2 separate regions of the Mus musculus genome follow, and region 2 is linked to region 1. A link is a loop called in an ENCODE intact Hi-C map of the cell type or tissue named here. Cell type or tissue: heart. All regions are shown on one strand. Each heading gives the region's core, and the rest is flanking DNA. Links, peaks and the distances in the headings are about the cores only.

Region 1 (15,783 bases), core at 2,796-10,795:
AGAGAGAAGTGGTAGGTTAAACCTCATTAGAGTTAAAGGCGTGCTCTGTGGAAGCTCCCCGTTGAGCCACAGATTAGGAGAAAATGTTTGCTGGAGTCATATAATGTGAAAGACTATCTCCAACATATACAAGACTCTAATCGCAGAAATACAAAGCCAGACAGCCAAGTTAAAGCTTTGGCAGGGGATGGAAACAGATACCTCGCAGAGATGATGCACAGACTGCAGACAGGCCATCAGGACACACATGACGTGGCCCCAGGGAAGGTCACATTATAGTGATGAGCTCCCCTGGATGTCCTCAGAACAGGAAGACTGGACCCTGGAGGTTGCGCCATGCTCTCCAAAGGAAGAACGCAGGGAACTTCAGTTTCTTAAGAATAAAACCTTTTTTTTTTTTTTTTTTTTTTTTTAATGACACGTAGCCCAAGCTAGTTTCAAATCCATGGCCCTCCTCTCTCAGCCATCCACATGCACCATGCCTGGCAAGTGCACTGTATATAAAAATAATTATTATAATAGTATATAATAATCAGCCTTTGGCTGTGATAAAACAATTGAGACAAACAACTTAAAGGGATAAGAAATTTGTTTTGACCAATGCTTTTAGAGTTTTCAGTTGATAGTATTTTGGGTCTGTCACTCTGGGCTTGTGGCAAGGCAGAGCATTATGGTGGGACAGCCTGACATGGGCAACATTCTTACCTCGAGTGGATAGGCAACTGAGAGGACAAAAGGCCATGGTCCCATTATCCCTCAAAGTCACCTTTCAATGACATGACTTCCTCTTACTAGGCCTGACCTCCAGAAGGTTCCATTAACTCCAGTAAGCCACAGGCTGGTAAGCAAGTCTTTATGAAATCTTGTTTCTAAGGAGCATATCAGAGCCAAACACCGTTATGACTTGATCATGTAATCACAGTTCTTACTATTTACAAATGTGAAGTGGAAACCACACGCACCCAAAAACTCATGTGTGTAGTATGAGTATATGTTCATGTGTATATGTGAGTACATGATTGTGTGTGTGTGCCTGTGTGTGTGGTGTGTATGTGTGTGTATACATGTATACAAGTGTGTATATGCAACGTGACTTTGGCTATCTTCCTGGTTGCTTTTCACTTTATTGTTTGAGGTAGAGTCTTTCACAGAACACATAGCTCACAGATTGAGCTATTCTTGCTGGCTTTCAGTGTCCCCAAAGCCTCCTATCTTTGCCTCTCCAGTGCTGGGATTACATCATGCCTCTGCAGTGCTGGCATTACATCATGCCTCTGCAGTTCTGGGATTACATCATGCCTCTGCAGTGCTGGGATTGCATCATGCCTCTGCAGTGCTGGCATTGCATCATGCCTCTGCAGTGCTGGCATTACATCATGCCTCTGCAGTGCTGGGATTGCATCATGCCTCTGCAGTGCTGGCATTGCATCATGCCTCTGCAGTGCTGGGATTACATCATGCCTCTGCAGTGCTGGGATTACATCATGCCTCTGCAGTGCTGGGATTACATCATGCCTCTGCAGTGCTGGGATTACATCATGCCTCTGCAGTGCTGGGATTACATCATGCCTCTGCAGTGCTGCCATTACATCATGCCTCTGCAGTGCTGGGATTACATCATGCACCACTCTGCTCAGCTTTTCATGTGGGTGGTGATTCAATCTCAGGTCCTCGTGCTGGAGGCCAGCACTTTACTGACCGACCTGTCTCCCCAGCCCCACTCAGGTATATATTTACAGCATCTTTATTCATAATTGAGACAATGTGAAGCAGTGGGGATGTCCTCCAGGGGTGAGTGGATAAATGTTCCACAGCCAATCCAAAGGTGGACTGTGACTCAGTCTGACTAGGTGACAGGAGCTGGTTGGTAACGGCCACAAACCAGACAGACAGAACTGTTCAGATAATAAAGGCCTCCGTGATTCTCAGGAGCTAGAGCAAAGGAGATGCATAAAAAGGAAGAACTCAGGAGTGTGGAGGCGAGGAGCTCTTGTGATTGATCCTGTGAGCATGAGCAATCTCAGGAGCTGTTCATCCAGACAGACAGAGTGGACAGAAATGAGGTGAGCCGCTCTGTGAAGTGTGAGTGTGGACAGTAATGACCACTGCCCCTCTGTGGATTCATCACGGGCGCGCATGTGTGTGTGTGTGTGTGTGTGTGTGTGTGTGTGTGTGTGTGTGTGTGTGTGGTGTGGTGTGTGGTGTGTGGTGTGTGGTGTGTGGTGTGTGGTGTGTGGTGTGTGGTGTGTGTGTGTGTGTGTGTGTGTGTGGTGTGTGGTGTGTGGTGCGTGTGCATATGCATGCAAATGGAGGTCAGGGATCAACGCTGGGAATTTTCCTTCCTCTTCACCTTAGTTTTGAGGGAGCTTCTCTTTTCTTAGGTTGATTTTTATTATTTTAAATGATGTGGGTGTGTGGGTGTGTGCCCATGAAAGCAGGTGCCTGGGGAGGCAGGAAGAGGATGTTAGATGCAGTGATGGTGGAGATACAGGCAGCTGTGTGCCAACCGACGTGGGTGCTGGGAACCAAACCTGAGTCCTCTGCAGGAGCAGCATGTGCTCTGAATTGCTGGGCCAGCTCTCTCAACCCCTGGGGATCCTCTTCCTCCACCAGATACATGCTGCCATTTCTCCATCAGATGCATGCTGCCATGCTTGTTTTTTTTTTCTCCTCTTCTGCCTCTGCCTCCTCCTCCTCTTCCTATTCTCCCTCCCCCTCTTCCTCCTCCTCCTCTTAATGTAAGAACTGGAATCTGGACTCTGGACTTTATTTTGTGCAAGTACTGTATTTAACTGAGCCACAAATGTTCCTCTCTGGTGGGGGTGAGCTGAGAAGGGTGAGCCAAGTATTTGTGTGTGTGCTTGTGCATGTGAGTGTATATGTGTGTGTGTGTGTGTGTGTGTGTGTGTGCATACGTGTATGCGTGTGCCTGTGTGTGTATATATATGCCTGTGTGTGTATGTGCCTGTGCATGTACGTGTATATGTGTGTGTGTGTATGTGCCTATGCATGTGCATGTATATGTGTGTGTGTGCCTGTGCATGTGTGTGTATATGAGCATTTGTGTGTGTGTGTGTGTGTGTGTGCTTCTGTGTGTGTTTCTCTGTGTATGTGTATGTGTGTATGCCTGTGTATGTGTAGGAACTCTGTACATTTTGTTTCTTTAATTAAATACATTTTAAAAACTATACTCTTCAGCAGTGTGTGGGGTAGAAGGCAGTATCTGCTTATTCATCAGATCTGAGAGTGCTCTTATCAGGGAAGGTGTTGTCTAGGGCTCCATTCCATGATTTATAAAGGAAGATGAAGGGACCACTCTCTTATTTATGGCCGTATCCTTGCTTCAACCCCCAGAGTGTACTTAAGCAGGCTATGTGAAGCATATAATTTAATATTTTCCATCTTTATGCCTTATAAATGTTTCCTTCAGAATTTTCATTAGATTACATAAGTAGGTATTACGGAGTTCCTGAGTTTATTCACACTGAGCGCAGATGTGGAGGGAACATTCTGCTTCTTTGGTTTTTCATTTTTATATTGCTGATCTGCTCTGGAGGGGGGATGTGAGGGAGGATGCTTTAATTCTGTTAATTCAAGCTAGTTTCTTGGGCTCTTTCTCTGTCAGTGTGTAGCCCATATATTTGAGTTCTCTGCATCTACGGGGTGTGTGTGTGGCAGGGGAGGGATTAGAAGTTCAAGGCTTCGGGTCCCATCTAGAAGATCTGATCCCCTTGGCTTTTGTATCCATACTTGAGTTTGGAAAATTCCTTTCCATCCCATCAAGTCTCTTGGCCTCTCTGGCTCCCTCCATACCTTGCGGGCCTCCCTCCCCAGTGGCATCAGGTGGTGGGGGCGTTGGGGCTCTCCGACCTAGTCAGAGCTGAGGAATGGGACTGTGACAGCCTCTTGGGTCTGCACCAGACGCACTTGGCTCCTTGGCCATTGTGCTTGGCTGTGGCTGAGGACCCCACTCACTCACATAGCTCCTTGGCTTCTCCAGGGTCTTTCTGTGTTTGATGCTTTCCCAGCAGACCCTCGGGGACCCCCTTTTCTGCTCTCTCTAGGGGTTCCTTGACTCTCGGATTTCTCACCTGCCACCTTCACACTGTGGTTGTGGCCTTTCTGAGTTCTGCCCAGTGTCTGGAAAGTCAGAGAGATTTGGTATTCCATGCTTTATCTCACAAATGGCACCCCGTGGCACCCCGTGGCACCCCATGGCATGAGTGAGGCTCTGCTTCCTGCACATACCCCTCCCCTTGCTGGTGAATGGGCTGACAACTCTAGACGATTTCCATGTCTCTAGGAGCTCCGAGCTCAGGGCTTTCAAGGAAAGGAGGATTCTCTGGTTCACAGTTTATGGGCTTCTAGCTCCTTGCAGATCAATCCTGTTGCTTTGGGGCTGTCGTGATTCATGACAGGGTGTGCCTGGCAGAGCTATTTGTTCACCTCATGGCCAGGAAGAGAAGAAAGAGAAGAGGATGGGGTGCCAGTATCTACTAAAGGTGCCATTGCATCCCAGTAAGCTCCAAGCTAGGGACTCAGACTTTAACATGCAAGGACATTTAAGATCTATAGTATAGGAACTCCTATAGTGTGTCCCAGGTGTGTCTATATGTGTGTGCATGTGTGTGTGCATGAGTGTGCATGAGCATGTGCATGTGTATTGGCATGTGTGTGTGTGTGTGTGTGTGTGTGTGTGTGTGTGTGTGTAGCCATACGCCCGTGCATGTGGAGGTCTATGGTATAGAGTATGTTCCTCCACATTCTATTTTGGGGCAGGCTCTCTTGCTAATCTTCCTAGCCAGCTCGCTCTGGTGAAGCCATATTTTTACCTCCCAAATACCAGGATTGCAGGCAGGAAGCCACACCCACCAAACGTTTAAGTGGGTGCTGGAGATCTGAACTCCAGTCCCCAAGCCTGTGCAGCAAGCGCTGTCACCTCTGAGCCATCCTCTGGCTTCCTAGTTCTCTCCTGGTACATGTTTGTGTTTTCTCTTCATATTGTCATGAACATTTTTTTCTGTACACGTTTGAATACTTATCTGGTTATTTTCTTTGGATGAACCTGAAAGTGAAATCTTGGCCTCTGAAGAGGTACGATACTTTTAGCTTTAGATATATTCAGACGTGCTATCGGAATTATGCTAATAACTAGAACCACTATGAATAATACAACCATAATATGAAACTTTAAAATCACCAGAGAAAACAAAGTGCAGACGATCTGAATAACAAAGTTTACTGTTTAGTTCTGTTTTAATCTAAAGTCACACCAGTGTAATCCGAAGCTGTTTAATAAAAAAGCGGAAAATCTAAACGTAGGGTTAGTATGTCTTGATGCAGAAACTCCTGCAGTGTCCATGAGACCAGGTTTCTCCCCCGCCCCCACCCCCTTCTTGTCTGCCCTCACTGCTCCAACCCAGCTGCAACACTCTCGGGGCCCCTCCCCTCTCATCTCAGGGCCCCTCCCCTCTCGTCTCAGGCCCCGCCCCCTCATCTCAGGGCCCCTCCTCTCCCATGCCAGCTCAGCAGGAAGAGTGGCCTCTGCTTGGCAGAATTCGTAGCATGTGTTCAGTGCCTCATATTGACTAGACCCCTGCAGCGAGGACTGTAGAACATCCTGGTTCTCAATGGGGATACAATTCCAGAGAAATCTAAGCCATGTTGGGGTGTGGAGATGAGGGAGAAGCTGCATGCTTAGCTGGTTGGGTCTTGAGATGTCAGAGGTGATTGAGATGGGCCATACCTTTCAAACCCCTAGTAGATATCAAAGACTGGCTATGCTAAAAATATGTACAATGAGTAAATGATCTTTAAGGCTATTTACTTGTTGAAATCATACGATTTCTATGTTGGAGGAGGAAGAATAGAAATTAATTTTTAGCATAATTTATTTGTGATTATTAGGAAGTTAGAACTCCAGCCAATGCGTGTACTATATTTCTCTTGAATGGTGTAGCCTAGAGAGATGCCATCATGGTGTTCAAAAGTCGAACAGTTAGTTGTCTGTGTGGTCCTCATCCACTTCTTCCCTTCCTGCACCTTGGGGATGCGCAGGGATGCTGCAGGTGTACTTGCCTACTCCACCAGGGGGCGCTGCAATCAATTTCTCCAGTGTGGACCCTGGTGTGCAGATTCTCCTAAGCCCTGATGGTGTCCGTGGCCTGCAGAAGAGCTCTTTTGGAGAGGCAGCATATGCCGTGGACTAGGGGACTGTGGACTGGTGGATGCAAGGTGATAAGAATCCATAAGCTAGCAAGACCTGGTAGGAACATTCCCAGAAAAAAAAATCTCCTCAGAGCTCACTGCCTTCATCTCCAGCTCCACAGGCTAACAACAAAAGCCTAAATCTTGGGATCTTTGTCTCCTAGCAACAGATCCTCTCCCTAGCCCTTAGCCGTTTTTTTATTTTATTTTATTTTTTTAACTTTGTGTTGAAGTCTAACAGATATGTAGAGAGCTGAACAAATATTTGAGAACACAGCTTAATATGTTTTTACAAGGAGAACCAGCCCCCACCGATCAGAAGGCAGGATGTTACCTGTTTTCCAGGAGCTTTTTCATGACTCCCCAGTCATAGCCTCCCCCCCACCCCCCAGGAATCCCAGTTCTTGTTTTTAGCAGCATGTATTCATTGTGGCTGGTTTTGAATCTGTCACCAGGGAATCATACAAATGGTATTCTGTAGTGTCTGATTTCTTCCACTCAATGGGGTCTTCTGAAAACCTACTTTGTTGTATAGCTGCGGTTGGTTTGTGCTCAATGCTGGGTGGACGAGGCAGGGTCATTTGTTAGATCCACTGTTGATGGACATCTGGGTAGGTTGCAGGACGTTCTCTCTGGCTCGACACGGTCAGATGCATTCTCGTTCACAACCTCTGGTGAGCATACACATCTGTGTGGGTGGCTGCGCTACCTCTTCTGCCTGACATACATGGGAGATGTGCAGTTTTACCCAAGGAACGAGCTCTCCTGGAAACTGTGGACAGAGAGCAGTCTGCCTACAGTAAAGGGATTTAAACCGCCTGCAGTAAAGAGACATGCAAGGTGTTTTGGCTGAAACTGAGAGTCTTAGTGAGATATCAATGGCCCTTGTGGAGCTTGCAGAACTTCTGTCCCTTCTCATAACTGCTGGCATCACCCATTGCTTCTAACTTAGGGCTCTGGCACCTTTTTCTCCTTCCCCAGTTGTCACTCACTGGAGAATTTTAGTTCTCCTTTTCTGTCCATCTTTGTAGCTCTGACATAGGCAGGATAGAGGAACTCCAGTGAATTGTACTGGTGGAGCGCAGACCTCAGATTGCTAAGGAGGAGCAAGGTACGCAAGAAACAGCAATCAAGACACGTGGACACAGTAAGAGATAACCCAGGGGGCTAGCTGCAGGACTGTGCATCAAACACACACTCACACAAGGAAGGCAGAAAGGTGAAGCTGATGTCCCTGCACTAACAGCATCAACTCCTCTATTGCATTAGGTTAGCGCAAATAAAATTTATCCCCGACCTTTAACAAAGCAACATGGGTAAAACAAAGGGGTTAAGGAAGGTTAAAAATAATGAGCAAAGATTTATAAGGATGAACGGACCGGCATTAATACCTAGAGAGGAGGCACTGAAACAAACACGTCAGGGTATTTTATGCTAACAAAGGTGCATTTTGCAATGAAGAGAAAATGGACTCACTACAAATATGGACAATAAAAACTACTAAAAACAGTAGTAAGAAACCTACAAGACCACAGCTGTCTGAAAGTTGTGCACTTTTTGAAAACCCCAAACAAAGTGAATAATTGCATGAATGATGTTCAATGATGTAAGGTTCAAAGGATAATCTAGTAGTTACATACTAATAGTCAATTCTGGCAACACAGACATACCATGCGATTCAAGTATTGATGAGTCATTTAAACACCCATGGCAATCTAGGACTCAAGGAAAACATCAGCTTATTTAAAAATGTTGAAATTGTTTGTCTATGATCACCATTTTATAAAACTTCAGTCAGTAGGGGGTGAGTTGGACAATGAGTTGTTTGGTTAGTTAGCCCAACAATCAAGTAGACACCTGGTCAAAGTAACTCTTAAACCATAGGTGAAACCCATGTTAGGCTCTTCAAGAAATGACATCACCACCCTATGGCAAACATGCATACATGTATGCATATGTATACAAAGATACTTATGTATCCATAAAGGTGTATCTACAGGTTTAGTCCTTTTATGGCTAATCAAGAAAAAAAACAATTTGGGGGCTGTTGACGTGGCTCAGTCAGGCTGTGTAAGCCTGCTGACCTGAGTTCGGTCTCTGGTCCCATAGTGGAAGAAGAGAATCAAAAGCTGTCCTCTGACCTTCATACACATGCCATGACATTTACATGCCTGTACTCATATACATATATCTCACACACACACACACACACACACACACACACACACACAAACACAAAACACATAAACATACAAGCATTCAATGTCTTAGGGTTTTACTGCTGTGAAGAGGCACCATGACCAAGACAACTCTTATAAATGACAATATTTCATTGGGGCTGCCTTACAGGTTCAGAGATTCAGTCCATTATCATCATGGTGGGAAGCATGGCACTGTGCAGGCAGACAAGGTGCTGGAGGAGCAAAGAGTTCTACATCTTGATCTGCAGGCAGTAAAGAGGAACTGTGTAGTACACTGGGCATTCTTGAACATAGAGGATGTCAAAGCCGGCTCTCACAGTGACACATTTCCTTTAATAAGGCCACACCTCCTAAGAGTGCCACCCCCTAAAGGTCAAGCATTCAAGTCTGTGGGGTTCAAACCATGAGTCTATGAGAGCCGTACCTTTTCAAACCACCATAATCAACCAAAGGAAACAATTAAAAAAATAAGATGAACACCTATCACTGTAAACAAACTAGAAAAAAAATAATATTCCAATTGAGGGAATATATGAGGATGGCACTGAGGGAAGTGGAGATGAGACAGGGAACAGAAAATAAGAGCAGAAAAGACAAATGTGATTAAGATCCTGCCTTAATAAATCTCCCTCCCCACAAAGCAGACGCAGAAAGAAAACGCACCACGCTGAAAGGATGGGCGATGGAGGGAGAAGTGGTTACACACACGGAACATCTAGCCACTCCAGTGTTTTCAAAAATGATAATGAATTGAGGGGTTTTCTCTAAAAAGATACCATCACATCTAAGGAGGGCTTGGGAAAGGTGCTATCAGGGAGATACTTATAATGTAAAATAGAGCTGGCTCCAGCCAGTCATTAAAGCATATTAACGTATTTCACTAAAATTAGGTGCCAGTAGGATGCTCTGAGGAGAGCTTGCCCGAGATAGGAACCATATTCAAGCCTTAACAAAATGTCTAACAAATCAGTAACAGAAAATGAATGAGTAGAAAAGTCAGTTAGGAAACGTGCAAATGAGTAGTTTTAAAAAGGAGAAACACATCATTAGAGAATAAATAAGACATGGGATTTGAATCTTAGTAAAACTTAATTGCCTATAAAGCAGTGAGGCTTATAAAGATGGCTGGGCTGTCCAGCACCTTCCGGACTTTGGAACTCGATGAATGCAAGCTTGTGTTGTGTCCCCTTGGTCACCTTCAGCTTGTGGTTTGGTCATGTCCCCTTCATTTCCCAACCCTCAGTTTTCTCATGTACGAGGTGGGTGTCAACATTCCCAACTGAGCCATTCTGAGAATGGACGTGTATAAAACTCTTCATACCATATATGGGCCTCAGTGAGACCGCTGTTTTTATTGTTGTCTGACAAATCCCAGATGATTTGACGAATGGTAAAACCCATTGTTGGCGAAGATGAAGCAATTCAGACTCTCTTGCATGCCCCTTTGTTTGACTGTCTTCCGAGGACAGTGACAATGGCTGCCTTCTTGATGTGCCCCCTGGGTCCTCATGGGTGCTGTTGATCACACATGTCAGGCGATGCTGGCCGGTCTTTGAGGCAGTTAGGCCATTGGGCACATGCCCTTGGAAGGGATATTGGCCTCTAGAGTCCCCTCCATTCCCCTTCCTCTCCCCACCTTCCCCTTCTCCTTCATTTCCCCCTCCCACCTTTTCCTCCTCCCTCTTCATGTTTCTCTCCCACATCCACTCCGTCCGTCTTTCCTGACTGATAAAGAATAAACATCTCTCTTCCTCATGGTTCTGTGATGACTCCTGCACCACCACCCTCTCAAAAAGGGCCTAGGGACAAACTATGAACCAAAATAAACTTTGCCTCCTCTAAAGTTGATATGCCAGGTATGTTGTCCCCGTAACAGAACAGCAGTTAACACAGATGCTCTGTTTTACCTACCATGAAAATTGTAAGTGGTCATGAAATATTCCATGAGCACCTCCGTTGGCATGAAAAATATATTTATGATATATTAAGTAAAGATAACTTCATAAAAGGCTATGTCTAGGATGAGCCTCTTTAGTCAACATATATTTATTTTGATACTTGGAAAAATTCTCGAGTATTTATGTCAAGGAAGAGATGAGTCGTTTGTAGAGGTTTGACAGGGGAGGGGCACTTGTTCTGCTGACTGGCACGGCTGTGTGTTCAACAGGAACATCCACCACTGTGGATACAACATGCAACCAGCATGTGAGAGCAGCCTGGGTCCAGCAGTCCCAGGAGCTTGGTCCCCAGCCTGCTCTGCAGCACACTCTCACTGTTGTGGCTGCTCATCTCTGTTCTCAGGGCCAGGGAGTCAGGGACAGCAGGCAAAGGGCAGCTGCTAGAACCCGACAGGGCTTGTGTTTGGTTGTGAAGGTTGGAAGGAGGTGGAGGACCAGAGTCTGGCCATGTCTGTTTTGGATCCCAGGTGGCTGCTAAGCTTCTTCCTCGTGGGCCAAGCAGCTTGTTGGTATGGTAGAAACTCCACAAAGCCACATGTTCACACTGAACACACAGGGAAGCAAGCATGGACTTCTTTCAGAGAGACAGAGTGAGTGGGGATGACCAATACAGCCTGTGGGTAGAGCCTGTCCACACTCCAGTTCTCCCCCGATGAGAGCAGCTGCTTCCAAGGAGCCCAATGGTGACTGGCACCTTCAGCCAGCCTCAGGATTCCAGCAAGCACACAATCTAGGCAAACTGGCAGCATGCTTGCTATTACTACTGGCTGGATTAGGAAGTCCTACCTGAACCTGACTCTCCTGGCAGCTGAGTCTTGTGAGCACAGTGCAGCTAATAGATAGCCTGGCTCTGGTTGGCCACCTTGGTGACCTCACATGGTCCCAGACGCAGAACAGGGTCTGCAAGGTCCATCAACTCAAAGAAACCATGGGCTACACTGAACCCTAAAATTTGAAGCCATCTTCCACTAAGGCTGATGGATTAAAATATGGGTAATGGGGTTGGCCAGGAAAAGTGGGAGCCAAGGAAGGCTACACACAACCCCAAACATCTAAAAAGAAACAAACAAAAGCCAATAGCCAGGAGACAGAGAAGCAAATCCGGTGACCCAAGTTTGTGTCTCTGATTGTTGCTGATCCTGCTGTGTACCTCTGGAATCTATGCAATCATAGTCCAACAGAAGGAGGGCCACAGGTCCCTTAGTTTCCATCTCAGAGATGCCCCTGCCCATCCAGGTCAGAATGGCATTAAGAAATATGTGCAGGAATTCACTTAAAGAACATGCAAAAATTGTCAATAAAAACAATGGCATACAAGATACACACGTATGAGTCAGATAGCCTGAATGTCGGTGACGTGCAAGCACGTGCAGAATGTAGGTAGCTTGTAGGGTGCTCCAGATGAGTCCCTACCTCCATCATGTTTATAATGGAAATCTGGAATTCCTTTCATCCTAAGAAATGGTGTTTTCATGCACGGCTGATTTTTATATACAAGGGTTAGTTTGAAGAGGTATTTTGTATACCTTATTATATTAATTACAATGATGAGAACCACTCTAAAACTGGCTTACCAACGTATCTACCACCACCACTGCAAAAGGAAAAAAGGTCCGGGCTCATCTTGTTTTAGAACCCAGGAGAAATGACACCAGAACTCTCATTCCCCAGGCAGACACTGAGTGTCTTCTACCCCAGGCAGCAAGGTCTGTGTAGGGCCTCAGAGAAGAAGAATCTGTTCATCCTCCTGGCCCAGCCACCAAGGTGCCATGGCCCAGATGGGACTGGCCTTCGACATGTGTCCCCTGCTGCACCATCTCAGCCTCTTCCTGTCCAGGTCCAAGTCTCTGGATCTTGACTGTTTTTATCAAAACCTACAGAGCAGATGCTATCTACTCTTCCATGGCTCCCCTTTAATCCTGAAAGCCACTACCTTCCCTGCTAAGTAAGCAAGAAGGAGGCATAAGGAGGGAGTTTCTACCACACCAACAGGCTGCTGGCCCACTAGGAAGAAGCTTAGCAGCCACCTGGGATCCAAAACAGACATGGCCAGACTCTGGTCCTCCACCTCCTTCCTATTCCTATAAACCTATTCTAGATTATAAAATTTAGGGCATGCAGGTTTTATAGGTCAATAATGTTCCTTATGTGCACAAGAAGGAAGGTCCTGGTGCTGACATAAAGAGTCAGGATAAAAGGCCTTCTGGCAATCATTGTTTCTTTGTTTTTAAATTTGTGTCTTTTTATCACGAGTAGACTTGTTATTTTGGGGGTGGGGATGCAGGTGTTTGAGACAGAGTCTTTCTCTAGTCCTAGCTGTCCTGGAACTCACTATGTAGACCATATGTAGACCTCCTGCCTCTGCCTCCCAATGCTGGCAGTAAAGCCTAGGCCACCATTCCCCAGTCTGGTGGGGTTGTTTAACCAAGGCTCTGAAGTAGCCTTTTGGCCTCTGTTGAGTTTTATTTAGCTGCTGCACTGTTTAATTTCTTAACCAGGCTTATAATCCCAGGATTCCAGAGACCGAGTCAAGAGGATCATGAGTTCAAGGCCAGCCTAGACTACATAGTAAGAACTTCCCTTAAAAACACAAACGAACAAAAATGGTTTTGTACTAGTTAATGAAACTTGAGAGAGTCCATAGTAAAACACACTCTGAGTTCTTTAGGCAAGAATAGGGAAATCTGGAGTCTGTGAGGCAGCAGGGCAGAGCATTCATATGTGGGGAGCTGTGCACAGGGTAGAGTAGCCACCTCCCTGGAAGGGATTTGTCTCTCTGGGAAGAGCTATGGAGCATGCTTTCCTAAGAATCCTTCATTCTGTGACAGCCCGGTCTGTACCTCATAGCCATGGCCTTCCTAGACACCCTCTAGCAAGTGTGAGGTGTGTACCAAGCTGCCCGACACTAGGGTCTCACATGACATGAAGCCTCCCTGCGTGAGTCAGTTGATTCCTTGATTGCTTGGAAGTGCTATGGTTTCCATGAAAGTGGACACCAGCCTTTAGCCCTAGAAGAGGGCCCATCACAACTGTGCAGGAACAAGTTATCTTGCCCCAGGCAAAGAGGTAGTTAGAAGTGGCAAGGAAGGGCAGGGAGGGGAGATGCTTGATCCTGGTGTGTGGCCTTGAGGAAAACCAGTGTTGACATGGGAGGGGGCGGGGGCGGGAAGGGGTGGAGACTGCAGCTCCTCTTTGGGGTAGGGGACAGAGGGTGGAAGGGCTCCAGGGAGGGCTGAGAGACATTTCTAGCCCATTCCGGTTCCTTCCTAACCCGCCCCTCAGGAATCGCTGTGAAGCCTTGTGAAGCAGATGCCTTCGGCTTCATGAGTCAAACCTCATTTTCATTTGCCTTCTGCCAATCAAATGGAGACTTGTGAGCATAATATGGCTCTGCCATTTTAATGTAGCTGTAACTGTTACTATTAATTACATGAATTACATTCTCAGTATATCTACTGAAGCCTAGATGCCTTGTCTAAACAGCCCATTGTTTGGTGCCATCTTTGATGTAGCTTTAGATGACTTTTAAAACCCAAGCTGTGTTCTGCCTCCAGCCCCTCACCCTGAACTGCTCCTGCTGACATTGGTTGAATTAGATTAGGGACCCAGCTTCAGCAGATGAGCTATCCCCAGGGATGGAGAAGGTGAGACAGTCGATAATGTCAGGAGAGATTTGTTCTGTAAAATGAACGTATCGAGGTCACTGGCCATGGTCCCTGCTTGCACGCAGCTCTTGAGCAAATCTAGAGAAAGATCAAGAGAACCACGCTGTATAGATGCAGCCTGCCCTGCCACATTCCACTGCAGTGCTTGTCTGTCTGGGCAGAGCCTGCTAAGCAGTCCACTGTGTACCTTACTCTGGACTGTACCCATCTCTTCCTGCCCTTGGGCTCTTTGCGTCCTGTCTGAGAGCCATTATCCTTAAAACAGCACTCCATGCTGTTGTGTTTTATAAAATGCAGTATAATGCAGCAGGAGAGAGCGTTAGCCCAGCCAAGGTGTCCTCCTGAACAATCAAGCCATAGGATGACAGAGCTAGTATGATGGTTTATTGGGGGAAGAGAGGCAGGCATCAGATCAGGCACCTGGATTACTAGGTAGCGTTTGGGCAAAGCCTAGAGAAATTACTAAGACACACACCTGCCTGATACACCTTGGCTGCACACACTTGTCTACACCTCCTGAACCTGGTCATCCTGCTGGAGCTGCGCACACTGTTTCTGGGTGTATGAGTGAAGGCACACATAGCCATACTACTGATGTTTTCCATTAAACTCTCAGGAGAAAAAGAACTGGGGAGCACTGTTTTGTAGACTCATGCGACATTTCCAGAGAGCCTCTCTCCACTAGGCCTGTGCTATCACACTGGGGGGAGGGGGGGTACTCAGCCTTACCTGTCTGGGTTGTGCCTTGGCCCTGGTGTTCCTGTCCCTGTCCTGTTGTGGGGATTTTGCTGGGCATCGGGGCACTGGTGGAGCTGTGACCAGAGCCATCTACTCCCTGTATTTCGAGGGGCTGCCAGTCTGTCTGTCCGTCTCTCAGATGGCTCCTCTGTCCTTGCCCGCTGCTCCCTGCCCTTGACCTCCTACTCTCTCCCACACTGACATTCCCAGCTCCCTGGCCTTTAGTCTCCTCCCTCAGCTTCTGCCCTCCTGGCTTCCTGTCCCCCTCTTTTTTCTAGGCGATGGAAGGATCATTTCCTTTGTCCTTTTGTGAAAGACTCTGCCTCCTCAGCAGGGGATCATCAGGGCTGCCCTTCAGGGTCCTGTTCAGCAGAGATCTTCTGGTCCTCTCTCCCATGCCTGGTGCCACTCAGGCTCTGAAATATATGAGTATTACTCCCCGAGACCCTCACTGTTTTGAATCACCTCTGCAGCTCCAGGGTCTCTGGGCCGCCTCAAAAAAAAAAAGGCTCTTTGGGGCTTTCCTATCTGTGTGCACAGTATATTAAAATAGGAGGTGTTTTGTTTGTTGCTTCTTTGATTTTTTTTTTTAAATTCTGTAGATAATGGAGCCTTTTCTTTCTTCTAGTGAGATCTTACCAGTTATCTTATTTTGGGAAAATGGAGTTTATCTGTGTGCAGGTAGGAGACAGGTCATGCAACATCTGCCCCCACCCCCCACCACCTACCAACTCTCCCCTGTGAGGCCATGAAATTCTTCCCTAAATCCTCCGGAATTCTGTGGGGCCCCCCACTGATAGCCATTGTATTAGACCAAGCTCCACCTGATGAATTCGGGAGCAGGCAAGAGAATCTCAATGCCACTCCTTTGCCTTTAGTTATTTTCAACATGTGAGGGCACTGGGAGCCCAAAGCCACCAGTACAGGCCACTTCTGATCTGCAGAGTCCCAGTTAGGAGGCCCTGGCTTTAGGATGGAAATTAACCAGTATATGCGTTTGATAGGGGCCAAACC
Region 2 (15,783 bases), core at 4,020-12,019, 230 kb after region 1:
CAAAAGAAAACCAAGCATCATGTAGTGCCGTGAGAAGCCTTGGTATGCTTGGTTATTATAATTTCTATACCACCTCTATTTTTTTCTTTTTGAGAAAGGGTCTCATTATAGTCTAGGCTGACTTTGAACTCACAATACAGCCAGAGATGATAATGAACATCCGCTTCCACCTCCCCGAGTGTTGGGATTACAGGCGCCATGCTACCATAATCAGTTTCAGTGTCGTAGCCCCCAGACTTCACAGCTGGGTAGGACTTCTGATACTTTTCTCCCCAGCAGCTTACGGGGCACCTTGCAGCACTAGGGAAATTAGCCAGCAGGATGAAAGCTTCCAGCTACATTCCAACCGTTTTCTCTATGTCCTGCAACCCAAATATTAGGTGTTTTCAGCAACAGGGTCTTCATGTCTAGTCCCGTTAGGCAACCAAGAGCTACGGCCTGGTCTGTATTGCTTTGGGGGCTAGTGAGGCCTCTGTGACAAACAACGTGTAAGGAGGCACTCCAAATCCAGTATTGGAGTTTTATTTAATAAGCTATGGCCTCAGAGTGAAATGTTATTCACCCATACTGTTCACCTCTGTTCAAATTGTTTCTAAAAATGTGTGTTTTGACATTCACCTTCAAGGTTTACACATGTCTTTTTTAACTATCATGGCTATTGGGTGAACTTTCCTCTACTGGTCTCTTCTGTATCCTCTCAATCCCTCTTCACCTAATGTTCCCACCCTCAGCATCACAACTCTCATGTCACATGTCCTCTCTGATATCCCTTCCCTCAAAGCCCCACCCCATTCTCCTACAATAGCTTCTTGGCCTCTACGTACACTCCCAGTGAAATCCACTGCTGTAAGGACTTGGAGCTAAGACTTGCATCTGAGAGAGAGGATGTGACATTTCTCTTCTGGGCCTGGGCTGCTTCTTCCAAATATCTTCTGCTTCAAGTACCTGTGAGCTTCATTTTTGTCTATACCCGAATAAGATGTACCCCAATTTCAGTATCCATTCATAAACTGATGGACAGCTAGGTGCTTTCATCTCCGAGTTATTATGGAGAGAGCAGCAGTGGAGTCAGTTGACGGAGTGAGTATCTCTCTGGTAGAAAGAATATGGAGTCTTCTGGGCCTGTGCCCAGGACTGCTATGACTGGGTCATATGACAGTTCTATTTTTAGCCCTTTGAGAAGCTCTTCCACACTCATTTTCATAGTGGTGGTACCAAATTACATTTCCACCAACCTTGCCAAGCTTTTGTTGGCTTCATTTTCTAGGCCATTCGGATTGGGGTGGAATGTTGTGTACTATCTGTTTAGTTCATCTTACTTATGATGTCATTTAATTCCAGTGCTTCTTCATTTATTTTTCTATCTGGTCCATCTGCTTAATGGTGAGTGGGGTATCAAAGCCACTATTGCTGTGTTGAGATTAACCTGTATCTTTATAGCTAATGCTATTTGTTTTTGTTTTTGAAATTGAGTATACCAGTGTTTGGCAAGTATATTCAGAATTATAATTTCTTCTTAATGGATTGTTCCCTTGGTCAGTATCAAGTGACCTGTATATCTATATCTTCTGCCTTGATTTAGTTTGAAGTTTATTTTGTCATATTATAACAGCCACACCCACTTGTCTCCTGGATCCATTTGCTTGGAAATTCCTTTCCCACCTTTTCACCCTAAAATAATATTTAGCTTGGTTGCCAAGGTGCGTTTCTTGGAGGAAGCAAAAAGAAAAAAACTCTGGTTTTGTAATCTAGTTTGCTAGTCTGTGCCTTTTGATAGGAAAGTTGAGACTATCTATATTCAGAGTTCTCTCTGTAAGACATGCATGCCTATCTGTCATTCTGTTGAATTTGTGATGTTGTGTTTTCTTAGCCCTCTTTTGCTTAATGACTACCTTAGCATTGTTTAGTTTTTCCTTGTAGCGTCTTCTGTGTTTATTTTTTGCTTCACCCTGAAGTATTTCTTCTAGTCTCCTCGGTGGGGCTGGCTCGGTGCTCATAAATTCTTTTAGCCTGTGTACTGTAGAATGTTTTTCCTGCTCCTTCAGTTATAACAGATAGTTTGGGAGAGTTTGTTGGGCTGGATTGGCAGTTGTGGCCTTTTGAAATATAAAATGCATCTCTCTAAGCTCTTCTTGGTTTTAAGCTTTCCATTGGAGAATCAGCTGTTCTTCTGGGGGCCTGCCTCTATGTCTGAATTTGCCTTATTTTCTTAGAGCTTTAAATAAAATTTTTTCTTTCATATTTTCAGTGTTTTTTACTATAACATGATGTAGTGAGTTTATTTTCTAGTCCTGTGTATTTGCTATTCTGTATGCTTCTTGTATCCAGATCAGCCTCTCTTTCCACACATGTTGGAAAGTTTCTTCTGAGATTTTATTGAAAATATTTTCTATGCCTTTGGAATGGAATTCTTTTTTTATGCTCATAGTGGTATATTTTGCACTTTTATGGTGTCCCTAGAGCTTGCATGCTATGTTCATAGATTTAAAACAAACAAACAAACAAACAAACAAACAAACACCATTATCAATGACCTTGACTGACTAATCAGAACGTCTTGTCTTCAATCCTGGCATTCGCTCCTGCACAGCAGCCAGGCTTTCTGCTGAGCTTTTGATTTACCGGTTTTTCTTCACATTATTTTGGCTTCATCTTTCTTCAGTATTTGTCTTTATTGAATTCTATTTTTATAGCCCAAATGGATGTTCTTATTTTACTCATTTGTGTGTATTCTCCTGGAATTCAGGAGGTTATTGCATTTTCTTTGAGTTCTTTGTTCAGAGTTTAGTCTAAATCACTCTTATTGTGGGTTGCAATTTGTTTTTGTAATTTTCGGAGGAGACTGTTGTCTTGATTTTTTCCTGTTGCTTATGTTTTTGTGTGGGGACTTTACCATCTGTGGTTAGATTGTTGATTTGGTTTGTGTTGTTTTTAAATTAGGTTACTTGTTATCTTCCACTGTAGGAGTTTGTAGCATTCAGAAGAAACTGGGTTGTGGTATGATTGAGGTTATATTCTTCCTCCATTAGATTAGTGTTCTGAGCATCAGGCTCTATCTGTTGTCCTCTACTGAGAACTGAACACTGCCTGCAGCAATAGGCACTACTCAGCAGTAGCCTCCCTATTACTACAAACCAGCCACTCCATCAGTAGCAATTGATTTAGGAGCAAAGAGACATGATGGGCACTAAGAGGTGAGTTACTGTGGGTGTGAGTGGGGAGGAGGGGAGCTCAGGGGGCTACTGGTTAGGATTAGGCTGCTGGATAGGAAGTGCGAGGAACACACACAGAATGGGCAAAGACAGATGCACAGAAAAGGTTAAAGGTAGCAGGAAGATGGAGGAGTTTTGCTTAAAAAACAAACCAAAGAGAAAAGGGTAGAGCTTTGCAATTAGATCACATAGAATGGTCTAGTCTCCTAGGAGGTCAAGCTGTAGAGACCTCGTAAACCAATCAAGCTGTGTTATTTGGAAGAGGACTAAGAAAAAGGAAAAAAGGATAGAGAAAGGAGAAAACAAAGAAAAAGGATATAGTGAGCAGAGAATGGGGACCTGGGTAGGCTGCTATTAATGTTGTGTATTTATGAATAAGGAATAGCAGAGGGGGGTTGGCGCTGGATGGAGATACAAAAGAATGAATGTGATCAGCTTCAACACTGGGTTTGTCTCACCCCTGGGAAAACCTCTGCCTGGCCTTCCCCTAAAGTCCTGCTCTAGACTACACTCCAAGTTGCTTTTCACGCTTCCCTTGGAGACCCTTTGTGTGAAGTTCTCTCATGAAAGTAATTACTCCTACTCTGGGAGATAGAAATATTTAAGAGTCCCCGCCCTAGCCGAGGTTGGTCAGTTGGGTGAGGGTAGGTATGGGGTGGGGGTGCAGCACTCTGCGTTGTAACTTGGGTATCCTTCTATTTCATGATCCTGTGCTGCACACTGAAGACAGTCCCAGGGAGCAGTTTACTGGAGACCCCTAGATTAAGAGCCCAACTGAAGAAGCTTCTGTAGGTTTGGGGGACACGGAAGAAGTCCTGAAGGCTCACGCTCCAGCAGACATCCACAGTGGTGGCTCCAGCTGCATGGGCTATAGTGGCAGCAGGGAGTCAGGGATTTCCTTGGGGACAATAAACCTTGTGATCGTGGGGACAGAAGAATACGGTGATCAAATACTCTCTTGCCTTTGTTTCCCTAAATTTAATCAACCACTAGCTCCATCATGGTTTCTAATCCACCATTTTATCTGGAGAGCCTGCTTCATTTTTTTTTTCTTTCTTTCTTAATTTTAAAGCAAGATCTCACCAAACCCCTCAAGTAGGCCTTCAGTTTGTAATTCTCCTGTTCCATCTCCCAAGGAACTGAGAGTCCTGTGGTTATCTGGCTGTGGTATTGGGCTAATATTTGTTCTATCGAGTGTACTACAGCATAGTCTCTCCTCGTCTTTAGGATAGTCAGTGTACTTGTTATTTTTCTCATCGCTGTGATGAAGAATCTGACAAAAGCAACCTGGAAGGATGGGCTTATTCAGGCTCGCAGTGTGATGGTGCCGTGCCATCACAGGGCAAGTCACTGCAGCAGAGGGGAGGGTCCCACTGCATCCACAGTCCGGAAGCAGACCGATGGATTCAGGAACAGTTAAGAAGATTGGTCTTGCTTATTTAGCTACTTCAGTGAAGAGGTGATGTGGTGGCTTGTCTATGCTTGGCCCATGGAGTGGCACTGTTAGGAGGTGTGGCCTTGTTAGAAGAAGTGTGTCACTGTGGGGGTGGGCTTTGAGACCCTCCTCCTAGCCATGTGGGAGCCAGTCTTCTCCTGTCTGCCTTTGGATCAAGATGTAGAACTTTTGACTCCTCCAGCCTCTGATCCTGTAAGCCAGGCCAAATTTTATCTACTATCCATTGATAATTTATATATTTTGAGGTTTGTTTGTTTGTTTTTTTTTTTTTGCTATGTTTCATTGGCTTAGCTTGTAAACTGATAATGAAATGATCTGCCATTCTGCTTGTGAGAGTGAGCGTGGGGATTTATTATGGTAAAATAGACATGATATAAATGCTTCATTTTTAACAATTTTTCATGTAAAAAAAGCGCCATTAAAGACATTCATACTATGTGCAAATAGCACCTACCCACTTCCAGAACTTTTTCATAATCTTATATCAAAACTTGATGGTCATGAATGACCTCAGGGTCCCCTCCTCCACCCAGTGGGAACCAGCACTCTGTCCCTGTGATTGCCAGTCTAGGTAACTTGTCTAAGTAGAGTTACAAAGTGTCTGTCCTTTAGTGGATGACATTTTTTTTTAAGTGTGTTTTTAAGATCTCATTTTTCTTTTTTATTGGTAAGGTTAATTATGGGAAGTGTTTGAATGTGATCCTATTGGCATCTCTTATATAAGAATAATTACAATTCACAATATGATTAGACATGTGGAATCATATACCTTGTTCTCTATGACTCACATCTTCATGGGGAGACAAAAATAAATGTGATTTTCAGCACTGCACAGAAGTTCAGTCAGCTGGTCTAAACACTGTTTCCAGGAGGTGGTCACTTCTTTACCCTCTTTCCCATGGTTCCTGGGCATGGGGAGGACACAGAGCATCATGGCAGGGGTGTGTGAACCCACTCGGAGCCACATAGCCCTGTGGGCAGTAGATTCGGCATGAGTTTGGCATCTGGGGCAGAAGACCAGGTTCCTGCCATGGGCATAGCTCTCCAGCTGCTCGTCAACAACCCCAGACTTCAGATCTCTCAGACAACTAAGCCTCTGCCTTTCCTCAGCCTGGAGGAACCATGAGGCCCCCATCTTTCTCTTTCTAAAATTGTCAGCTCTGGGGCTACACCATTCTCACTTGCCTGCTCGCCTGTCCTCTAAGCTGCTGCTCCCAAATCTCCTCATGTCTGTATCCAACACGGGGTGATGACAGAGCTCAGGAAACATTTGCTGAGTGGTGATCTGGACAGAATATTCATGGCCAATGCTGTGCGACAGTCCAGCAGGTGGCTGAAGCTGCCTAATTAGTTCCATGGGTCGATTGTGGGTTTTTTTTTCAGAGCTAACCATTTCCATGATCCACTTCCTTTATAGACCGCCGCTGGGGATGTCAGGAGCATAGGAGGGGCGCTCAGTGGCACATCTCGAGGAGGACCTTAATCTTGAGACTGCCTTAGTTTATCCAGAGCCTGTTAGTTTCTTCTGCAGGTTCATAGCAGCATTTACTACCAGTGCTCTCAGCTCTGAATACATCCAGTAACCAAGCCAACACCAATTACATAGCCACATCCTTCAGAAGAGCCTGTCAGTAACCAGGGAAACCCTGATTTAGCTTCATGACTCTGAATAGTAAATTAGAAAAGGACACAGCCTCAGGCTGGGGCAGTTAGACAGGTCTGGCTCTGAAAGTAAAGGGAGGCTTGACTGACGTGCACAGTGCTCCGGAGGTCTTGCTAGCCTTTGTTTCATGGTGGATTTTAGAAGTGCTAAAGTTTTTCTGGTTTTGCTTTTTGTTGTTTTTTAATGGTTTAGTATACCAACCACTGGTCAGGAGCAGTCTTGGCTTCTTTTGGCCTCATGAGAAATTTAGAGCTTGATTTCCACTGGTACCTTGTTATAATGATACCTACTTTGTTTTCTCCCCTGAGAATATGATTCTATTTTACTTTATCATCAAGTGAATTTGCCTTGTTGTGAACAAATAGATTTCACGGCAAAAGGGATGACTCAAAAGTTGATTCCAAGCTCAAAAGTTTCCTTGCAGAGGAAATACCCCCTAACAAAATAAATATAGTAACAACACAGTAACCCAGCAACAGTTCCAGGTAAGTGTTTCTCAGTATGCTGCCCAGATGGGCTATCTCCTGCTCATTGGACTGGTTCGTTCTGACCCATGGAGGGCCCCCATATCCAGCATGCTCCTGGTTCAAAGACAATGCTCTGACTCCCCTACCCCAGAAAAATCTCATGTTCCAACAGGGGGCAGTGTTAGGCAAATTGCTACCAGGAGAGAAGGACAGAAGGTGGGGAGAAGTGTGGTGGGGGAGGGGAAGGGGCGGGGAGCAGAATGTGTGTAGATAAGGGGCGTCTAAGCAGGTGGCCTGTGAATCGCGGGTCCACAGGTGTCTGGGAAAGGCCCGGGGCAAACTTGTGTGGTCTCGGAATTGAAGGGAAGGCCTTGTAGCCACCGCTGGAAAGAAGCGCTGGAGCTGAGGTGCCGGGCGTGTGCAGCTGTGACCTAGCTGAGTCTGGTCTTGGCTTCCTCACCAGGTCCTAGGTCCCCTTGTACTTTTGCGGTGCTTGTCGGGCAGCGCGCTCAGTAGGCCGCCCTCTGGTGGGTTTTCTTCTCTGTGATTCTAGGGCTGGGACACTAAGATCCTTCTGTCTCTAGCCAGCACCAGATGCATAATTAGGAGGCGTGTCTGTGACTGTCAGCCTCCCTCTCACAGCTGCTCCGGGGAGGACAACGGAGGAACTCAGAGGGTAACTCCCTTTCCGCTTTGCAACAGGAACTGGGATAAATCTGTTAGCATTCCAGGGAGCCCACATCACCCTGTGTGGTCCAGCTCACACCTGTTAGCCTGGATTTATCTGGTCTTCCAAGTTTCTGGCTGGTTGCCTGTGGCTTTGGACTTTGCTTAACTCCCGCTGGGACTTCATCCCCATCCGTCCTCTGTCAGCTGAGTGCTCTCCAGAGAGTGTCTACCTGTCGGGATCTATGGGATGTAGTGGGGTGAGAAGCTCCCCATTCAGGGTTTTGGGAGATGCTGCAGGTATAGGGTGATGTTGCCTTTCTCTCTACCTCTCCCAGACACTGCTGTATTCAGGCCTTCTGGAGAGGAGGGTGTTTAACAGGGGCCTTTTATAATTTACTTTCTAATTTTATTTTATGTGTGGGTGTTGTGTTTGTATGCATGTCTGTGCACCACATGCCTGCTTGGTGCTGGAGGAGGCCAGAAGAGGGTGTCAGATTCCCATGGATCTGGAGTTGCTTGCTGATGGTTGTAAGTCACTATGTGGGGGGCTGGGAAACGGACCAAGGACCCAGGAAGAGCATCAAGACAGTAGAACTGTCTCTCTACTCCCTTGAACGAGGCTTTAATGCTTGTTGGAATGTTTATGAGAGAGGTGGAGGTGGAGGAGGAGAGGGAGACCCCTCATTGTGTGGAGTCATGGCTCATTTTTAGACCGCATGAAACTGACATCCAGGCTCTATAACTGACACAGCCCTATATTGCGTCTGTCTCCCTGGGTCCCTCAGTGTGTCAGGGAAGGAGAGGTGTCTACTGCCAGGGCAATGTGCTTGGAGAGTGGACTTGACTTGTCAAGAGTAGAGTGAAACTCACAGTCTCTTCGAACCAGGCTAGACACAGACTCGTGACATCTGGAGGCCTCATCTTGATGGACTAGCGCTCCCACAAAGGCCTACAGGCCTGGAACTCAGCATTTTTACAAAAGAAACTCGAAATAGAAAATTATGTGGCGTTCCCATATTTTACCTCGAGCACAGTGTGGCCTTCCCAGCTCTGAGGAGTGAAAGAAACCTTAAGTTTGAATAACTGCCCCCCTAGCCCAAGGGCAACCAGTTGGCACTCTGCCCAACTTTTTTATTTAATGTGTATGCACCATTAACTTTGATCTATGACACAGAACCTAATGCCACTGGTTCTGCATCTTCAGATCTAAACACCCCCAGTTCATGAACACCCCAACAACACACAGCACTTAGGAGGCTGAGACAAGGGGATTTTCAAGTCAAGGCCAAAATGAGCTAGCTATACGAAATCCTGACTCAAAAGCAAAAAAGAAAGAAAAAAAATCCAGAAAATTCCAGAAAAAGATGAAATTCAAATGTGCTTTAGACTGAGTACTTTACAGAATCCATGTAAGTGAAGTGTGTAGGCATCGTGTTTGTTCTAAATTATAAATAACCTGGAGATTATTTAAAATCGAAAGGTGTAGATATGCAAATACTGTGCAATTTTTTTGTGTGTGTGAAGGACTTGGAGGGACTTGGGTATTCTGGGATTAGAGTTGAACATGTCCTGGAGTCCCAGAATTCCATGGGCATGGAATTATAACTGTAATCTGTAGGTGCTGTATGCACGTTTCCAGTTTTCCCAGAAATGCATTCACTTCTATGAGCCGTGCTTTCCTGTGGAAAAACCCAAAGCTTAGGAACTGTCCCACATTATTAAGCTTGAGACTAGAAAAAGACATTTAACTCATAAAAATGTTATGCTTTGTTGCACTGTGTTTTCAGACTAGGAAGGAAGAGATGCAATGCTACCTGGCCTGCATTTGTGTCTGGGAGTAGAGGAGAGAGGGGCCGGAGCATGAGATGAGGGAGCCTGCGTTCTGCATGTGGCCCTTGCAAACCAAGCCCTGCGTGAGGAGGGCTGGCACCTGCCAAGCTTCCCCTGGCTCCTTGCTCTGCACTCCTCACAGCACAGCTCCTGGGCTAGTGACAGTGGGGGTGGGTTAGTGCTCTTTCACATGAAGGCACAGAGATGAGACAGACCAGGCAGGGTAGGAGACACTTGATTCTTTTCCTAGAGGTGTCGGTGTGCTGTAGAATGTGACCAGTTAGAAAATTTGAGCTGGACAGCCATTTTACCCTTTGGAGTTTGTTTGTTGAGGCAAGTACCCTGTGTAGTCTGTAGTTGAAGACTTTAAACTTCTGATCCTCCTGCCTCCACCTCCCCAATCATTAAACTTTGAGAAACAGTACTTTCCTAGAGAATTTGACTATGAACCTTCCTCTTTTAGGCATCTCACTGGTTTGTCTTTTGTTCCTGTTTTTGCTTGAATCTCCATCAAGAAAGATGTTCAGTGTTTATTTTCCTGTTAACTAGCACCATTCTCTTCAGACCTTTCTTTATTTCTGCCAGCAAAATGCAGCCATTCTCTGATGATTGTGCAAGTTGATAAGATTTCGACTAAAAGTTCGACCTAGTCCACATAGTTAACAAAATCGGACTTTCCAACCTCCTCTACAGCTCTGCTCTCCACAGGGAAGCTTACCAACTCCTCTCAGGTGATAGGAACAGCAAGCAGCTTGGCTCCTCTGCTCAGCTAGGGAGCATGTGAGCATGCCTGGCTTATTGACAGTGGTCTTGGAGGTCTGTGAGAAGGCCCAGGACTGATGCCACGTCCCCTGGGAATAAGCTAGAGTTCATGGAAAGTTGGTGAGGGTGTCCCACTGTCAGAAGCTCCAGCTGGTGTCACCCAGCCTCACATTCAGATCCTCTTTCTCACTCTGTCTCTTATCAGGATAGGACATATATGCTAGCGGTTTCACAGTTAATCGGAGTGCTTAGCAAAGGCCCAGGGTGACGATGAAGGAAATAAATTGGTCGTTTTCTTCCCAATGAGGTTAAGGATAACTTCAGTAATTGTCTGACATAAAGAATAAAAGCCCTATCTTTTGGAGTAGTTCTTTGAATATTTTAATACACACATAAATAAATATAAAGTACTAGTGCTGTAGTTTGGATTACAAGTGTCCCTCAAAATCCTCTTGTGCAAAAGACTTAGGGTCAAGCCTTATGGGACTCTGTCAGGCCTTGCAGAAGAAAGTTATGTCAACGGGGGCGTGTTCTGGGGAGGGGACACTAGAACCCTGGAAATACCTGCTTCCTTCTTCTCTCTTGCTTCCCTTTTGCTGCATCTCTCCATGAGGTATTGTTTCATCACACTTCAAAACCACACAGCCAATCAACCAAGAAGCTGAAATGCATCTTTCTCCCTTTTGAGTTCATTATCTATGGTACTTTATCTTAGCAGCGAAAAATTAACAAATGTAGACTTTCTTTAGATTGTTCATTTTAAAGGAATGGATTTTTTTTTAAACATGTCTCCCACCATCCCTGCCTGTGTATGCTCCAACGTGCTATTAGGAAAACAAAGAGTGCAGCCTTTGAACAGATGATTGCTCTTCCTAGTCTGTGCTCCTATGTTCTAAGGTATGAACATCAGAAATAGTAATCGGTTCTTATCAGCAGGCTTCCTGGATGGCCTGAAACATTGTAGTGAAAGTGACTCACTGAGGAACATCTGCTCAGTTTTACAGGGGTCGGGGGTGGGGGTGGTAAATTTCAACTAGGAAGCTTAGGAGGAGCCAGGTCAGGGCTAGAAGCATCCTTATGCTTGCAGCTCCTCCGAATTCACACGAGCTGGATAAGAACACTTAAACCCCAAAGATGGGTAATCCAGCCCCCAGAGCTGACAGGTCAGTGATGCAGAGCAAAGCTCACACAGACTTGGGGTGGGCTGGTGGCTCACCCTGCCCTAGGTGCAAAGGAGCTCTAAGAGAATGTAGTACTTTGTAACTATTGTCATCTTACTGTGTAGCAGAGCTTGAGAGGTTTCCCTTCTGTGTGTCTGTAGTGATGAGCCTTTGACCAGCAACTCCCCAGGACGCTCCCATCCTGATGCTAGGTCTGTCCTCCATGTCTGTGAGATCAGTGCTTTTAGATTCCACACCTGAGTGAGATCATGCAATAGGGTAAAATGTGGTCTGAAGAAAGCAGAAAGAATGACTATGAGGGGTACAAATATGAGTATGTGAGGCCATGTGTTGTTAACTAGCTGCATTTAGGCTTCTCTCCCCTCTGTGTGTATGTGGAGGTTTCAAAACATTATATTGTATAGGATAAAGACATACAGTGTTATTTGTCAATTTAAAATATATAAGCACTGGGCATGATAAAAGATGCCTTTAATTTCACTGCTCAGGAGGCAGAGGGCAGCTTGGTCTAAATAGTATGTTCCAGGCTAGCCCAAGGCTACATAGTGAAACCGTCTCCTCAAATAACCAGTGAGGGGGCAGGGGTCTGACTGGAATGCCTGGTGTTTTGGGCTATTTGAATCTGCTTCAGGTTAGGGTGTGGCTCAGCCTTAAGCACACACCTTTAATCCCTCTGTCTGGAATATAGACACACCCTTAATTCCAAACAATGAAGGTAAAGTTAGTTTGTAGAAGGAAGTACTCATATTTGAAAGTGATGTCTAATTGAGTGGCAGACAAAGTGGTGAATCAGAGAAAGATTTGACAGAATAGGATATACTTAAACTCTCAGGAGGAGAGAGAAGAAAGGGAAGCTACTTAAGGGAGAGACAGACAGGAAGAAGAGAGTATAGTACAGGAATACAGTAGAGTTTGTGGGGAGCAGTACACTAGAGTTGAGAGGGGGAGTATAGCCATGCAGAGAGAGAGAAGGAGTTTTTTAGAGATAGATCGAAGAGAGAACAAGCTAGATACAGGTAAAGACAGAAGGGACAAGAGAATGAGAGGGAGCCAGAAGATTAGAAAAGATTTCTAGAGCTGGGCAGTGGTGGCGCACGCCTTTAATCCCAGCACTTGGGAGGCAAAGGCAGGCGGATTTCTGAGTTCGAGGCCAGCCTGGTCTACAGAGTGAGTTCCAGGACAGCCAGGGCTACACAGAGAAACCCTGCCTCGAAAAACAAACAAACAAACAAACGAAAGAAAAGATTTCTAGAGTTAGTTTGAGGCCAAGCAGAGCAATTCAGAGGCTCAGAGAAAAGCCAGACTAAGTCAGCTGGGAGAGGAGTTTGAGCCAGAACAGCTTAGTCGAATCAGCCAACCAAATTTCAGAAAGAAGATAGGGCAAGCTAATTCAGCAGCAAATCTCAGAAGCTGAAAACATTCCAGGTCTAGATTAGATGGAATGGTAGCTAGAAGCTTCCAGAACAAGGCCTAGGTTAGCAGATGGAGGCAGTAAGCTTGAGAACACAATTACTTAGTAAATAAAAGTTATTTTTACACACCTGGCATCAAGTAGAGAAGCCCTGCTCTACTTACTTTCTCATACAGCTTAACTAAAGCTTTATTTTCCCATTTTCTCAGACTATAGTATGTGTGTATATATGTACATGTCTGGTCATGTGTATATGGGTACATGAGTGTATACATGTGGAATGTCCAATGTGCTATTAGGATAACAAAGAGTGCAGCCTTTGAACAGATGATTACTCTTCCTAGTCTGTGTTCCTATGTTCTAAGGTATGAACATCAGAAATAGTAATTGGTTCTTATCAGCTGGCTCTGCTTCCCTACACATAGAAGTGTGATCAGCCTGTGAGTGTGGGAAACAGTGGGACTCACAGGTAGCAGTGAGGACAGAACAGAACAGATCCTCAGGAGGCATCTTTAGTGAGATAGCTCATCTTGATGTGGCAGGGAGGGCTATCTAAACCTTTGGGGGTGCGTACGTAGGGGCTATTGGGGTGAGCATACATCATTGGTACAGGACAGGGTACTGGGAATGCCTCATTTGCATAAGGAGGAATTCTATGTGCTGCCGAACATGACCTTATAAAGAGAGAGAAAATTTAACCTGGCCACCAGACTACGTCACCTCCTCTGGTGGGGCAAAGGTAGGAGCACAGGGCTACCTGTGCAGGCCAAGGTGGTGGGGTGCAATCCTACTCCTGCCAATCAGGATGAGATTTCTGGGGTTTGGACACTTCGACCTCACTCTTGCTCTGGCCCTACTTCCCACCCCTGTCCCCCATCCCCAAACACAAACTCCCAGGCCCCAGGGAAGAGGCCAGAGGTTGACACTGGGCAGTCTCTCTTCATTGCTCATCATCTTATCTTTGTTTAGATAGAGTCATACAACTCAACAATTGCCAACTGACTAGAGTAACCATCAATAAGATCTGCGGATCTGCCTGTCTCTGTCCCCCCAGAACTAGAGTTAAAATGGGTGCTGCTGTACCTGGCTTTTTATATGAGTACTGTGAGCCCACACTCAGGTCCTCTCTTGCTTATGTAACAGGCCATCTCTGCAGCCTGAGTGACTGACTGAAAGTTTCATACAAGATTGCCCTCTATCACGTCTTCTGATCTTGTGTGTTAGATAACCCCATGTTTACAGAATCCATACTCCACCTGGGAACTATAGGACCTGTGACATATCTCCAGCATAAATGTGTGAGTCAGCTTTCTATGGGAGTAACAAAATGCTTGTGAAGATCAAGTTATAAAGAATTGAGGTTTAGTTTCGCTCAGAGTTCTAGAGATGCCTGCCCATGATTGCTTGTCTCTTTAGGACTATAACGAGGCAGCAGTATTAAAATATTAAAATCTAGAAATCGTTAGTGTTCAATCAACAGGTCAAGGAGGAATCCCATAGAAAAGGAGAAAGTAGTTTTCAGGCTTTTTATACATATAATCATACCATCCCTTTCTGTTTATATTCTTTTATTTCTTCTGTTGTCTTGTTGACCCTGGTAACATTTTAAGTAATATGTTGAAAAAGTGTGGAAACAGTGGAACCATTTTCTTGATCCTAATTTTTGTGGGAATGCTTTGTTTTCCCCACATAGTATAATTTGTCTGTATATTTGTCATATGTAGCCCTTACTGTATTGAGATGTGTTCATCTATTCATAGTCTCATCATAAATACATGCTGCTGTTTGTCACGAGCCTTTTCTGTGTCTATTGAGAGTATAATGTAATTTCTATGCTTGACTTGTGTGATATATTACATCTTTTGATTTGTATATATCCTGAACCTCTGGGATAAGGCCAATCTGATCATGGTAAATGATCTTTATGCTGTACTCTTAAATTTGGTTTACAAGTATTTTATAGAGAACTTTTGCATCTATGTTCAGCATAGAGACTGACATATAATTTTCTTCCTATTGCTTTTTAAATCTGATTTTGGTATCTGGATAAATCTAGCTTTATAAAGAGGTGGGTTGTGTCCCTTTCTTGTCTATTTTATGGACTAGTTTGAGAATTATTGATAGTAGTTTGGCTTCAAAGTTCTGATAGAACTCAGCAGTGAATCCATCTGGGCCCACATCTTGTTTTTAGTTGGGAGACTCTTGTTTTAATTGCTGCTTTAGTGTGATTGTTTGTTCTAGGCCTTTTTAAATAATTTTTTTCATCTTGGTTTAATTTTGGTAGGTTATAGGTATTCAGACATTCATTCCTTTCTTTTAGATTATCCAAGATAGGAAATATGAGTTAGCTATGCTAGTTTGGTAATTAAGCAGATGAAGAATAGGAAAACAACCAATACTACAAAATCAGCAAACTGAGTGGCATTGAATTCATACCTTTCAGTATTAACTCTAATTATTAACAGTCACAAAATCCCACTCAAAAGACACAGGCTATCAGATTCAGTTACAAAATGGGATCCATTTACTGATACATAGAAGAGGCATACTTCAGCGTCAAAGACTCATGCAGCCTTAGGTTGCAGGTGTGGAAAAGGTGTTCCAAGCAAGTGTTTCTAGAAGCATAACGCTGTTCCAATAGCTGACAAAATGCAGTTCCAACCAAAAGTAGTCAGAAGAAAGAAAGGTCACTCCACATTAATCAGAACAATTTATCAAGAACACATTACAGCTTTCAACGTGTACATAACAGACGCAAGCATGCCCAGTTTTACAGAGGAGACGCTATTAGTGGTAAAGACATCTTAACTACAGCACAGTAACAATGGGTCTTGGAAGACTAGCTGAGGACCTGCGGGGGGCCTGACAAACTTATCCTGTTCTTTAAATGGATAGCTGGGGTCCCTGTGGTACACAGGTGAAATCCTCATGATACATATCCTGCATCCATGTGGTACACAACCTGAATCCCCCTCCCATTGAGTAAAGCTCTCGATTCCTGGAAAAGTCCAGTTGACTGAGTAAACACCATGCACCAGGTGTGAATGCCATGGGTGGTCACAAGGCTGTAAAAGGTCTCTGGTTCAGCACTAGTCAACCCACAGGAAGAAACTATAAGAATCATGCCACATG

Evidence for each region. A loop is a pair of places that touch in the nucleus more often than their neighbours do. Peaks named below come from ENCODE experiments on the same cell type or tissue, not always from the same donor. Only the 100,000 strongest peaks of a DNase experiment are listed, where the experiment ranks them.
Region 2: it touches region 1 in a loop (4-fold over the local background); 2 of 42 quality-filtered maps call a loop at or near these places.

What each region holds. Positions count from the first base shown.
Region 1 is chr7:65,064,087-65,079,869 of GRCm38, reverse strand. All of the region lies in intron 1 of Fam189a1 (family with sequence similarity 189, member A1), which reads left to right. Among named protein-coding and RNA genes, the nearest start is that of Gm32963, 25 kb to the right of the region's middle. In heart, for the core only: a CTCF peak has its summit at 6,082 (motif pointing right); no DNase peak of the experiment used is centred there; H3K27me3 peaks cover 274 bases.
Region 2 is chr7:64,831,660-64,847,442 of GRCm38, reverse strand. The region is part of intron 3 of Fam189a1 (family with sequence similarity 189, member A1); the gene reads left to right. Among named protein-coding and RNA genes, the nearest start is that of Nsmce3, 33 kb to the left of the region's middle. In heart, for the core only: a CTCF peak has its summit at 7,312 (motif pointing left); a DNase peak (open chromatin) is centred at 7,382; H3K4me3 peaks cover 1,089 bases; H3K27ac peaks cover 470 bases.